Linked DNA regions of Mus musculus: region 2 is linked to region 1. The links are chromatin loops, found by intact Hi-C in ENCODE. Cell type or tissue: heart. All regions are shown on one strand.

Region 1 (2,500 bases):
CAATATTTTGTGCCATAAAAAAGAAAAAATACAGTGCACTCATGTAAATAAAATAAATCTTTAAAAAAAGAAAAAGGAAAACGAAAAAACAGTAACATCCCACTGCAGCATAGGCTAGCCTGTAACTGGGGATCTAGTCTTCTAAGAATTGGGATTACTGGAAACATCAATTCTTAATTGCTAGTTCCAACAGAGAAGGGTTTCAGAAGGTCACTGGATCTTCTATTTAGTTCTGTAAAATAAAACTCTCTTTGAATGACTACTGAAGAAGCAATAGTAATAGACTGTCCCAGAACAGTTCAGGAACAGAAAGTAATAGCTATTTATATGCTCTACTCATAAGGACAGGGTTCCTTACCTTATCGCTGCTGATATTCTAGCATAGATACATTTTTTTGTGGTTGGAGACTATTCTATGCATTATAAGATATTCAACGACATTTCTCTGACATTGACCCATTAGTGCTTAGGAGTTTCTGTCCCAGTTGAAACAAACAAAAGTATCTCTAGTTATTACTAAGTGTCACCTAGAAGTCCCTGGCTTTAGCAACGATACAGATCTGGTATTTACAATTAACTGCATCATTATACTGAGATGTTTAAGAAGGTTGTGTAGGAATCTGGAAAATAAGAATTGAAAGATCAAGTGATTCATGAAAAACTGAGGCAGTTGTATATACAAGACAACTGAGAAAGCAAAAAATAGAAGTTTAAATGAGGCAGAGACTACAAACAGAAGGGAGAAAACAAGATATATAGGTTATGTTTGATATAGGTTATAATATTAAAACTCAACACACACACTACCCTGCACTAAGAGCTAGGGTTAATGTAAGCTACAGTTGTGCCCTGCCGTAGGATGGAATATTATTAGCAAACCAACAAGTCTGGCTTCTAGTCTCAGTTCATCACACATCAGACGAACGCATTACCTTAACCAACCACATCACCTCATGAGCTTGGTCTCCTTACCTGAATGGGAGGGTGTTACTAGATAATATTTAGAGTCTGTTTTAGTGTTGACATTTTCAATTCTATAACTGCTACCTCATAAATGATAAGTATAAAGACAGTAATGAATTAACTGTATTGTACATTTCATGACTTTGGATTCCTCTGAGTTAGAATTCAAGGTTACCCTGGAGACAAACATTCACAATTCAAGTCCCTCTGGCACATGTCAGTTTACCTTGGAGTGCAGGGGCTGACTGTGTCTGGGTTTTAGAAAGAGCAGAGAGAATGCTCTCTGGGGTGATCTCCACCTTTGACAGGATATTTGCCAGAGGGTTGTGAGATGGTGTTGTGGCAGGTGCAGGTGTTTTCAGGCCACTGCTGAGGTTGCTGGGACTGGTAGGAATTCCTGGAGAAGGTCTTGATGCAGAACTGACCCCTGGTGGCAGAAAGATGAACTCAAGAAAATGCAATACTCAATTCATGACACTTTCCAGTCAATGAAAGATTGTTTAATAGTAATTCTGGTTGACTGATCCACAAACAGTGCCCATTTTGACACATACAAAGAAAAACATCTGAAAATATGAACTGTTGTTTCTGTTTGGAATATTCTTAAAACAAACAAGCACTATGTTATTTTCATGCACATTCCTTGGTTTTCAGAGCGGCAATCTGTTTCTGCACCCACGCTGCTCAGCGAATGCAGCAGGACGACAGGATCAGAGGCACTACCAATGCAGAGCACCTTCACTGCATGTCTATGGGAGTGGCAAGGGTTTTCCTCTTACACAGCCTTTAAGGTGACATTATACAAATAAATTCCTTTACACTGTTACACTTCAAAGCACAGTAAAAAGGTAAACGCAGACGCAAGAAAAACATTTGGTTTCTTAAAATGTGACCAAACCACTATGAACAGATGTTTTACAAATAAATATAAGTGAACAAATGAAAAAAAAAACTTTAATTAAAATATTATCTTTTCAAGATTGAACGTGACAATGGAAAAGGTTAGGAACAATTAAATTTCCAAACACTAGGTATATAAAATAGTATACTCTTAGATAACAATTTAAAAAGCTACATGCTGTCTTTTGGTTTTGTGTTTTTTAAACAGGGACTCACAATATACCCCAGGCTGGCCTTCAATTCTTACTCTTCCTGCTTGGCTTCCTCAGGGCTCAGGTTACAGGTGGTAGCACATCTAGTTCACATGCCCCCAAATACTACCCTGGGCAGGGTGCAGATGAGATACAATGCTTCTGTCTGTCCTTCTGCACCTGCGTGTGCAGTACAGTCCTCCTGTCACTATTATCATTGCTAGTGTGTGGATGATGTGGGTTAGAGGAGAATTTTGAGGAGTCACATCTCTCCTGCCACCTGTACATGGATCCTGGAGATTCAATGTAGGTCTCATCAGGTTTGCATGGCAAGGACTTCAGTATTCTTTATAAAATGAAAAGCTGAAAACATAGTAATGTCTAATAACAAGAATTACCATATACTACAATAGCCATTAAAGTTGATGCACATGACTTTTCTTGTG
Region 2 (2,500 bases), 96 kb before region 1:
CATCTGGGAGAGTTCAGAGTGATCCTGACCTTGTGAGGAGAGGGGGGAGGGGAAGGGAGCAGAAACCAGGTCCAGCTACCAGTAGGCCAAAGGTACAAAAGGGGCAGGTAGCCAGGACGGTTGCTTATAAAGGGAGGGGCAGTCCAGTCCCGTGGGCTGGGAGACAGGGTGTGCCAGTCATACCCTTGTAACAGCGACTGAGGGATGCTGGGAGAACCTGTTGACTGTCAGGTCCACTTTGATATATTAAGCAGGCGCCTCAGCCGTTTGTCCGGGGTTAATTTTCCTTCCCCTCCTTTGTCACCCACTCAGTCCCCTTACACTGTGCTTGCTGTCATCTTCCTGCTCAGCCACATCCAGCGGGAGGACAGCCTAAGTCCCAAGGCAGGGAGCTTTGTACCCTTCTAATGTAGCAAAGGGTTTGCTACAGTGGAACAACTTTATTCTTAGGGGAACTTGGTATCCAAGGAGTGTAGCTGTGTTCAGAAAATAGTAGTAAAACTGTCTGCAGGCTTTTACTAATGGCCATACTCAGCCTGTCTGAAGAGGCACAGACAGAACAAGGCTGCCTCCAGCGGGGCATCGGCAGCAAGAAAGTCAGGCCTCAGAACCAACTGTAGGGGCCAGGGAAGAGGACCCTGGAGAAGGCTGTCCACTCCACCTTTAACAAGTTATTTACTTTGAAAGAAACACACAGGGAGAGGGAAGTGGTGGGGGAGGGAGGAGGCCTGGTGAGACATCTCTGTGGAATGTGTCTCTGGCAGGACATCTGGTCCTGCCTTGGCCCCTCCTCCCTCCTCCTGCAGTCACAGAGTCATGCGGGCCAAGCTCCTATGATTTTGCTGAGCAAAGAGAGGGGGCAAAGTTACCACCCCATGCACCCATGGAAAGCAGTAAGCAGGCATCTAGCAGGGAAGTGGGTAAAAGAGGAGGAGACAGGGCCAGAGCGAGAGAACCTGAAAAGCAACATGCATGCCCCACGCTCGTGCGCACACAAGCCAGCTTAGCCCTGCATTGAAAAGTTCTGCTGGATTCCTAGAGACAACAGGAAGAGCCTACCCAAAAGCCCACCACAGGCTCTCTGCTGGGATCCAAGCACCCATTACTGCTCCTAAACTGGGAAAAGTAGCGGCCTCTAGTGGCCAGTAAGCCATCTGCAGATCTGTAGTGGGACAGAATCTTAGGCCCTTGATCCAGACTGCCCCAGGTTTGAAGCTCACTCCACAGCCCATGAGGACCACATCTTCCTCCCATCCCTAAATGCCGCTCCTCTTCCCACACCACATCTGGCCTCACATTGCTCGGATGGTGGGGTCCCCATGAACATAACGAAGAGCATGTTTATGTCAAAACCAACTTTAATAAAAAATAAATTACTTCTGGGGTGGGCATCATTTTCAGTGTGAAGTGGCGACTGGGGCTAGGATGTCTTATGCTGACGTTTCTCTTTTTCACCCTCGACACAAGTGGTCCCTGCCCTGGAGAGGTGTGGTCCTTCCCCAGTAAGGTAGGGTAGCAGTGGCTGATCCCTGCCCCTGCTAATGAGGGAGGTAGGAATACAGAGACTAGATAAGGCAGGGATGGGAACAACAGGGTAATTTAGAAGATGTGGAGACGAGGATTGGGGCACAGACCTGGAACTTCTGGGGGACACACACTATGTAGCTCAGATTAGTGTGGAAATATAACCTTGCTCTCTCCCCCTTTCTCCCCAGCCCAGAAAAGCATGAGGGATACAGGCACCGCCCACTTCCTATTCTTTCTCAAGCTGCTTTTGTGGAAGTGATAAACATACACAGGACAGACCCCCAGGCAGGTCAGGTACACTTCTTGAGCTATCACACTGTAGGTCTCTCACCCTGGAGGATCCCTCTGGCAAGGCTGAGACCAGGTGAAAAGCCAGAGGGTACAGAGCGGGCTAGTCAGTGGGTGGCACAAGAAAACCACGAAGGCAGGGTCTCTGGGACCCGTTTCAAGCCGGTTCCAGCTGGGACTGCTCCAGGACATGGGCACAAGAGCGGCAGCAGGTAGTTGTGTAGTAGGGGTAGACGCAGAGCCGGGCCTGTACCACCAGGGGGCAGTGTGGAGAGCTGTCCTTGCATTGGTCATCTGAGGACAGAGGTCAATGGCACAAGACTGGACTGACATCATCCCCTCTGGGAGCGTGGTACCCAATCCCACCAGCTCTTCTCATATCTGCCCATAGTCCAACTCCATCCCCTCTACTGGGGTGGGTGGGACGCTCTTTACCTGGTCGCTGGTTGCAGGGTTGGCTGTTGCAGGGCCGCTTCCTGGAAGGTCTCAGGTGAGGAGGGCATCGGGAGCTGAGAGTCTGGTTGCCACTCAGGCACTGGACTTCCCTCGTCTGCATGCCTCCCTGGCAGGATCGAGAACACTGGGGAGACCACAGCCATCTGATCAGATGTCTAACGTTCTCAGGGCTGCTCCCCAGGCCACCCACTTCCTCTCTGAGAGACTGTGGTAGAACATTCTCCAGGAA

The links. A loop is a pair of places that touch in the nucleus more often than their neighbours do. Peaks named below come from ENCODE experiments on the same cell type or tissue, not always from the same donor. Only the 100,000 strongest peaks of a DNase experiment are listed, where the experiment ranks them.
Region 2: it touches region 1 in a loop (2.3-fold over the local background); 5 of 42 quality-filtered maps call a loop at or near these places.

The regions. Positions count from the first base shown.
Region 1 is chr3:95,770,807-95,773,306 of GRCm38, forward strand. It overlaps Rprd2 (regulation of nuclear pre-mRNA domain containing 2), which reads right to left. Exons shown (of 11, transcript NM_001368178.1): 10 at 1,190-1,390. Among named protein-coding and RNA genes, the nearest start is that of Tars2, 17 kb to the left of the region's middle. In heart, a CTCF peak has its summit at 1,404 (motif pointing left); no DNase peak of the experiment used is centred here.
Region 2 is chr3:95,674,861-95,677,360 of GRCm38, forward strand. Adamtsl4 (ADAMTS-like 4) reads right to left here. Exons shown (of 18, transcript NM_144899.3): 17 at 2,251-2,395; 18 at 1,341-2,109. The coding sequence ends at 1,973. It overlaps Gm52627 (a long non-coding RNA gene), which reads left to right. Exons shown (of 2, transcript XR_003954671.1): 2 at 1-1,382. Among named protein-coding and RNA genes, the nearest start is that of Gm52627, 3.9 kb to the left of the region's middle. In heart, CTCF peaks have their summits at 1,135 (motif pointing left) and 2,065 (motif pointing right); DNase peaks (open chromatin) are centred at 161, 731 and 2,141; H3K4me3 peaks cover 1,246 bases; H3K27ac peaks cover 2,500 bases.